2 separate regions of the Homo sapiens genome follow, and region 1 is linked to region 2. Evidence: chromatin loops called from intact Hi-C (ENCODE). Cell type or tissue: sigmoid colon. All regions are shown on one strand. Links, peaks and the distances in the headings refer to the core of each region. The heading gives the core; the rest is flanking DNA.

Region 1 (4,407 bases), core at 84-4,083, 250 kb after region 2:
AAATACCACAGAATATTAGAGTTTTAGAACTATCCTAATTATGGATATATATACTGAGGATTCTTTCCTTGTCTGGCCCCTTTATTAGACACATAAACTCTTTTTCTTTACAGAATTAGCATCATAAACATTAGAGCTTCCAAGAACAGGTGTAGGATTGCAGGTGGATCTAACTTTACTTAAGTATTCAGATGACAACAGTGTTTAATGCTCACATTTATACTCTAATAAAAAATACATATGCTTGGGAAAATTTTGAACTCATTGTATTCAAGCCAATTTTATAAGATCGTATTAATATCTTAACATACTTCTTTAAGATTTTCTTAATAACCTCAAGCTCTTAATATTCAAAAAGTCTGTGCCTGTAGGTAAATGATATTCTGTTTCTGATAACTTCCTGGCAAGATTTGGATCAAGTTTCTAATTTTAAAGGGTTGTGCCATTTGCAGTTCTAAGGCTGGACCTAATCTTCCACAAACAGTGCTTCTTAAATTATAATGTCCATATGAGTCACTGGGGGTTTTTATTCAAAATGCAGATTTTGATTCTGTAGGTTTGGGGAGTAGATTCCGAATTTCTAACATACAGCTGATGTAGACATTGCTGACCCATGAACCACATTTTGAAAGACAAGGTCTAGGCAATTTCTTCTAGTTTATGTTTGCTTACCCTGAGATCTATAGGACTTGTGAGCAGAGCAAAGACTTTAAAAATCCATGATGGAACAAAGATTCTAAGACTTTTGTTTTTTGCTGATTTTACTTTTGTAAAATGAAATAATCATGAATACATTAATACTGTTTATTTTTGAAATTCTTATAAAAGGATGCTTAATTACATGACTCATTATATTATCAATGAGAATGATAGAAATAAACACAAATACCTTAATACCACAATTATAATGTTAAATTCTGAAATTATTTTATACTAAAATCATGAAAATACCAGATTACAAGCCATGAGAAAACAAGAACATATTTTTTATTGTTTCAAAAGTCACAGTGCTCACTTCATGTTAAATGATTAATGCATGAAATGTACTATACACACACACACACATTTACAAATATATTCTTTCCCTCATACATATAAAGATACCTTCCACAAATAGTTTAATATATAATTCTCTTTCAGCTTAATTGGTGATTGTGTGATATTTGACTGTGTGATATTTGATTGTGTGATATTTGTGATCCATCTAAGAACCCAGGCAGCGTCACTCTAGGTACCCTGCTTTTAACCACTGCAGCATGGTAAAATACTGTTTTATTCTCTCCTGCAAAGAGCTTTGGTTCCGATGTGGCATCCTCATGGTGTAATATGTTTCCACTGTATGAAGTTTAGGTAAATCCTTGCTGCTAGTGAAAATATGGCTGTTCTCCCAAAGGGAAGATTAAACTTTCACCTTTCACACATTGTCAGAGAATGTAAGCACAAAACCAGGGTGATTCCAAACGGAATGAAAAAGTTTTTTTGAATGTTTTAGACCACGTGCTTTCTTGTGGGGACTTGTGAAAACTTGAGTTTGTTCTGCCTTATGGCCTTGAGGAAAGAAGGAACCCACTGTGCCTTCACCTCTCCTTTAGTGGAGATGTGTTGTCTAGGATGAGTCAGCAACAGTTCTGATGTGGGCCTTGTAATGTGAGGGATGCATGTTGAACATTTATAAGATTCGCGAAATAACTATGAAAGTTTTTTTAACGGTTTATTTTGACAGTATGCTCATGCATAAAGTAGATATTCTAAATATGTGCAAATGTTCAGTTCTTTTTAAATCACGCTGTGTTGCTTTTTATGTCTTTGAAGTCCTGTGGAAAAATTTCTAAAAGTGAACACATCACCGTGTAAGGGTGTGGATAGTCTCTATATTCTTGCTTAGGGCCATGAAATCTCCCCTTATATGATTTTTCCAAATCACATTAATTTTGATTGTGAGCCCTATTCCCTAGAGAAGGTGGGGGAATTCAGTGATCTCCCTCACTCCAAGGTCCTACAGGAATTCTAGGCATTTATAATTGCCTATAAATTAGGAGTAGGGCTTGCATAATCTTTGCTGTTTGCCATCACTGGCATCAACCCGTCTGTTAAATGTTGTCTTCGTGGATTCTGGCCATCCACTTTTTGGCAGGCACTAAAATGCCTTTCAGAGCAGTCTTCCCCAGCGATCACGCAGCACACCAGGGAGATTTTACTGCTGTTCTCCGGGTGATGGTGTTTAGAGTTCAGACTCCATGGCCATCCTGTAGTCACCATGCAGTGTACAATGCACAAGAAGCATGGGCTTCTAAAACTTGTAGAAACTAAAGAAAACCCAAATGCATAACATTTTCCCGAAGGGTAACCCTCTTTCCTTCAGCTTTATCTCTCCAATGTTGCAGCCTCAGTCCTCTCACCTGTAGGGCGACCTGCTTAATCCTCTTCAGAGGTCCCACCTCTCAATACAAAGTGTTAATCATTCCCTTGGAAAAAGGAGCTTAGAACTCAATCTTCCTATTTGTAAATATTGGGGTGAGAAGCAGGGTGTTGGATATTTAGGGAAACATTATCTATTTAATCTTTTAAGAGTCTTCTTTAGCAATAAGAGCATGTAGGAATCAATATGAAAATAAATGATCTGTTTGGTAGCTATTCTTGAGTTTCACAGTGATCAGAAGCTCCAGGAAAGATGGAGAGGGCAGACTACTCGCGTGTCCTGTGTCCTTGGGCAGATTACTTCTCCTGTCTCTGCCTTCCACTATCTTGGGAGATATTGAGATATAGAACGAGTTGACGTATGCAAAGTACTTATATGCCTAACACACAGTAAGTGCTCAATAAATGTGACCCATTATTATCACAATTGTTTCGAACACAATTATGAAAAGACATCTATTTCTTCAACGTCATCTTTGTATGAACCAAGAATATTCTTTTGGGTAGTCTGTGCATTTGACTAATTTTCAATTTTTCACCTTAGAGACAAGAAATGTCCATTATGAATTTCTGTGTTGAGCAAATTATTGGACCCTTCTTTCTCAGCTTGAGAGAACAAAATGGAGAATGGTATCTCCATTGTTAAACACTTTTCCGAAAACACTTGGGTATATTTCACTCCCTGTGCTCCCTCAGCAGCTGTCTAGATTTCTTTGTAACACTTGTCACATGGGAGTATAATCATGCACTTTTAAGACTAAGGCCTGAGGCTTACTCACAAAAAAAAAAAAAAAAAAAAAAAAAAAAGAAGCTTAATTCTGATTCTGGCATAGCAGTAAGATCTCAGGGAATATTGGATGAATGAGTAAAATATATGAAAGTGTGTGATTATTACTTTTTTTTGATATTGCTTCCTTTTTTGCTTCAGTGAGACAGAATTTTAGAAAACAATTTTATACTTCACTTTTTAAAGATTATAAATGACTCTTATTTCTATCCACTACTAACTAGAATTTTTCTGAGGTTGCATGCACAGGAAATTTTACAACACCTTTGAGTGAATTTAATTAATCTTTTTTACATTAATTATGGAGTTTCAAATCTTATTTTTTATAAATGACATTGCTGTTGGTCTATACTTTGGCTAAAGTATATACTAAAATATATCTTTTCTGATATATTTTATATATATCTATATAAATATATCTTTTCTGATATATTTTATATATATCTATATAAATATATCTTTTCTGATATATTTTATATATATCTATATAAATATGTCTTTTCTGATATATTTTATATATATCTATATAAATATGTCTTTTCTGATATATTTTATATATATCTATATAAATATATCTTTTCTGATATTTTTATATATATCTATATAAATATATCTTTTCTGATATATTTTATATATATATATAAATATATCTTTTCTGATATAAATATTTCCTTAAATCAGTCTTCAGGTTATGACTGAACATGAGTTTTAGTTTATTAATGGTTTTGGAATGTTTTAGAGTATCCACCCAAGATTTTAAAAATTCTAAGTATAATGAAATTGTTTCCCAATGGTCTTTTCATGGAAGATAATTTCAAGATGAGTAAAGTGTTTCATAACGCATGTCTCTCTCACATCTCTTATCTTGTCTTTTCTGTGTAGTGGAGAAATATAATGTGTTAGTAAGGCACTGTTGTTCCTTCCTCATCTGCTTAGAATGTCAGGTAGTTTACGAAGTTGTTAAGTGGTTTTATGAATACAGTTAATCCTTTCCATCTCTGTACTTTATTAGATTTTTTTGTTTGTGTATGTGTGTATTCATGTGTTTTAGGTCGGATGAACACAGTGAATAATATTCTATGATATTTCAATAATGTCAATTGATCAAAAACCATATGCCACTTCTGTAGAGAAAGTATGTGATTAAAATCTAATGGAATTAAATTTAAACAGAGACTAAATGTTTCTTAAATTACCAAGGA
Region 2 (4,407 bases), core at 223-4,222:
TCTGAACATGCGACATATTATTAGCAAGACGTGGAAGTTTTAGGTGCAGAAATGAGAGATGTGATCAGGGAGATCTGGGGAACAGAGTAATACTTTTGAGAAAAAGAGTCATCCTGGGTAGGAGGAAAGTGATAACCATCTGGGATTTTCAGGGTGTTGGAGAACTGAAAAGGACAGAAATTGGATTTTTTTTTGATTGTTTGTTTTTGAGACGGAGTCTCACTTCTTTATTTTTTATTTATTTATTTATTTTTTGAGACGGAGTCTCGCTCTGTCGCCCAGGCTGGAGTGCAGTGGTGGGATCTCGGCTCACTGCAAGCTCCACCTCCCGGGTTCACGTCTTTCTCCTGCCTTAGCCTCCGGAGCGGCTGGGACTACAGGCGCCCGACACCACGCCCAGCTAATTTTTTGTATTTTTAGTAGAGACGGGGTTTCACCGTGTTAGGGAGTCTCACTTCTTCACCCAGGCAGGAGTGCAATGACGCGATCTCTGCCCACTGCAACCTCCGTCTCCCGGGTTCAAGCAATTTCCCTGCCTCAGCCTCCCCAGTAGCTGGGATTACAGGCAAGTGCCACCACGCCCGGCTAATTTTCGTATTTTCAGTAGAGACAGGGTTTCACCATGTTTTGGCCAGGCTGGTCTCGAACTCCTGACCTCAAGTAATCCGCCTGTCTTGGCCTCCCAAAATGCCGGGCTTATAGGCAATGAGCCACCGCGCCTGGCCAGAAATTGAAATTTAATGAGTTATTGTAGACTTACGTACTTGGGTTTCTCCTGATGACCTGGGGGAACAACATAAAGAAAAATCAAAATTCTTATTTTTCTGCTCTTCTTTGAATGTAAAACTCCTGACTGAACCATGTGGGTAATGGTTTCCATATAGATTCACATACATGTTAGCTTACCCTCAGTCCATCCCTGATCCCCTTCATCCCTGAGATTTACTCTATCCCTGAGACACACTTAGTCACTCCTACTCTTCCCAAGTAGAACTTCCTTTGATCCCCACCCTAATCCTGACCCTACCCCATTCCTGAGCTTCACTGCATTTCACAAACTTAACCTATATCTTAATGGTGAAAATCAAGAATGAAGTTTAGATATGTGTAAAGATGAAGGTGTTTGTGGTATGTTATTGAATAATTTTTTAATTGTATTTTTAAAGTTTTCTCAAAATTCAACCTAAAATTCTTATTACTGTGTCAAAACTGCCATATCAAAATATTTTCTTCTATTTCTGCTTTCCTCAGTTATTACCATTTTTGATACATCAGGGATTCTTCTCTATAATTTGGAATACATGTTTAAAGGAACATATCTGACCTCTCTGAATTTTGTCCTTGGCCTATGTGATGCCATCAACAGTGAGTTGACCTGAGATTTAAAGCTCAGTAGAGGACAGAGCCACTGAAATTAGATGTGAAGACTGCTAAATTTCAGCCAACAGTAGGTAGGTTGGTTTAAAAATGAAAAAGAAAGCAATTAATTAATTCACTTTAATCTTAAACAAATTATATTAATTACAACCAACTCATATCTGGGTTGTAATCAAAATTAGTCAAAATTCAAGCAACAAAGTTAAAGAAACAGTTTGATCAAATTTTTTTTTTTTTTTGATCACAGGAGTCACAGATTTGGGAAGGACTTTAGTTATTGTTTCTCGGAACAGTGGGAAACACTGCACTGAAACGCTGCTTTTCTGGAAAGCCCTTTTCGTCACAAATCCCTCCCTTCTTTTCTTTCCTTTCCTTCCTCTGTAGCCATGTCAAAAATAAAATTCTAAGCAAGTTTCTTTTGAATCTGTGTCTTTTTTCAACTGAGCTTCTGCAATTCTCTTATCTGCTTGCCCAGCTTGACTCTGTGGTTCAGCATAGCTTTGTTTCTTAGTTGTCTTAGTGACAAAGAGATATTAATAAACACAAATTCTAAACATAGTCTAAACCAATGAATAATAGTTATATCTCAGTGCTGTGACTCCAGGTCTCTGAACTCACCTGCAGTTATTTTCAAGTTTTCTCTAATTGTGAACTCACATGTTACTAGTTTTCTGCCACTGCTCATAAAATTTTGGAATTACTTTCTACAAGCCTTGCTTGAGTTCTCTGATTAAAAATGCAACTTTTTAAAATTATAATATGGTTTTATTTTTAACCCTACCTAATTAGGGACATTTAATATCATCTGTCCTTATTGGGCTATTCAATAAAACTGGCATGCTATTGCTATTTTAGGGCAACCCCACTTTCAGCTGTGCAGCATGTTTATACAACCTACTTTATTTATGCTTTCATTAACAGAAGCCAGAAACTGCTCATATGCTCCTGCAGGAGATGCCAAGGCCCTTCCAGCTCTAGTCCTCAGTTTATAATCAAACAAATCTGGACGTTTTCAGAATAGACCTTATTATGCTTTCAGTTTTTAAATCCTTTCCTGAAATTTCTTATCAACACAAAAGAAACGATACCAAAACAAAACACTGGTAAAGTGAATCAGGCAACTGGTTAAAACAGGAAAAGAAGCTGATTGCAGTTTTTACTTTCTGCATAATGAACACTTTTCAATGAATTAATGGACTCCCCTGATTATGTATTTCAGACTGTTTTAGATCAAAATGATTGAATATTCCCTGTTTAGTTTGATTTTTATAAACTTTCATTATGGTTGTTCATATGAAAGTATTAGCTTTTCTTTCAAACTGGTTACTTACTTTTTTCTCCTGAGAAAGACTTAATTTTTTCTGGATGATGATTTTACTACCCAAACAAGTTTTTCTTAAATAAAAAAACAGATCACTTGTTTTAATAAAATTTTATAAAAGTCAATAGGAAAATATATAAATATTGAGGTACTTTCTATTGGTTTTTAATATAGTGATTGAATAACATAAGTTCAGTGTAAAATATAACTGATAATAAAGCTAAGATTAGAAACAACATTTTTCCCAATCAATGTAATAGGATGACATTAAAAAATTAAGTATTTATAATGTCACTTAATAATTTAGCAGATCTCCATATCTTCCTTCAGATCTTTAATCATATTACTTTCAAAGCAAACATATTAGAAAAATAAGCAGAGTATAAAAAACAAAAACAAAACAAAACTAAGTGCAGCCAGGCATGGTGGCACACCTGTAATCCCAGCACTCTGGGAGGCCAAGGCGGGCGGATCACTTGGGATCTGGAGTTCAAGACCAACCTGGCCAACATGGTGAAATATCATCTCTACTAAGAATACGAAAATTAGCTAGGCATAGTGGTGTGCCCCTTTAGTCCCAGCCACTTGGGAGGCTAAGGCAGGAAAATCACTTGAACCCGGGAAGTGGAGGTTGCAGTGAGCCGAGATCACGCCATTGCACTCCAGCCTGGGCAACAGAGTGAGACTCCACCTCAAAAAACAAACACACAAACAAAAAAAACTAAGTGCTAAACAATCTTCCTAATTTTCACTCACTTTTTAAAAACTTTTTAAAAAGTGTGACATTTCTCAAATCCACTCACATCTTGCTGGCCTCAGAGAAGCTCTGTAACTCCTGTGGAAGAGAACACCATTTTCTGTCAGGTAATGGAAACTATCCATTCTATAATCATCTATGATTTATACAAAGCTTTCATATGATAGTGCTGAGATGCACATCCAGGTCTTCTAATTATGGCTCTCGGGCTCTTTCTTCAAGACTACATTCTTGCTGGCCATGGTGGCTCATGCCTGGAATCCCAGCACTTTGGTACGCCAAGGTGGGAGGACTACCCGAGCCCAGGAGTTCGAGACCAGCCTGGGCAATATAGTGGGAGCTTGTTTCAATGAAAAAATACAAAAATTAGCTGGGCATAGAGGCACATGCCTGTAGGCTCAGCTACCTGGAAGGCTGAGGCAGGAGGATTGCTTGAGCCTGGGAGGTCAATGCTACAGTGAGCCGTGATCATGCCACTGCACTCCAGCCTGGGAGACAGAGCAAGACCAAGTCTCAAATAAATAAACAAAAAGGAGAAATAAGTTCGTTTCCCCTTAGAAAAATTAATTTGTTCAACAGCAATAGAAAAAAATAAAAATATATACAAAGAAAAAAATTTAAAAGATCACATTTTTATCTTTGCATTCATTTTTGAAAAATTGTTTATTTTTTGAGAAGTAAGTAATTATCATGGCCTACATACAAAACTAAGGTTCAGCTATAGATTTAGGTAACTATACCTTCTATACCCTCTAATCCTGTCATACTGCAACCTTCTGAGTCAATGCAGTAGAAACATGTTACAAGTGAAGCAGTGTCAAAGGAAACCCCTGAAAGAAATGTAGATCAGGTCCAAAAATGAACCTGTTATTCCTTGTAATAAAAGTAGAAGTTTGAAAAGTAGAAGGTTGGGTATATTCTATTTTTAAATCATGAGTGGTTTCACACATTA

What was found. A loop is a pair of places that touch in the nucleus more often than their neighbours do. Peaks named below come from ENCODE experiments on the same cell type or tissue, not always from the same donor. Only the 100,000 strongest peaks of a DNase experiment are listed, where the experiment ranks them.
Region 1: it touches region 2 in a loop (3-fold over the local background); 1 of 110 quality-filtered maps calls a loop at or near these places.

What each region holds. Positions count from the first base shown.
Region 1 is chr1:186,874,509-186,878,915 of GRCh38, forward strand. The region is part of intron 3 of PLA2G4A (phospholipase A2 group IVA); the gene reads left to right. Among named protein-coding and RNA genes, the nearest start is that of PLA2G4A, 48 kb to the left of the region's middle. In sigmoid colon, for the core only: no CTCF peak of the experiment used is centred there; a DNase peak (open chromatin) is centred at 2,143.
Region 2 is chr1:186,624,866-186,629,272 of GRCh38, forward strand. No RefSeq gene overlaps it. Among named protein-coding and RNA genes, the nearest start is that of PTGS2, 53 kb to the right of the region's middle. In sigmoid colon, for the core only: no CTCF peak of the experiment used is centred there; no DNase peak of the experiment used is centred there; H3K4me3 peaks cover 992 bases.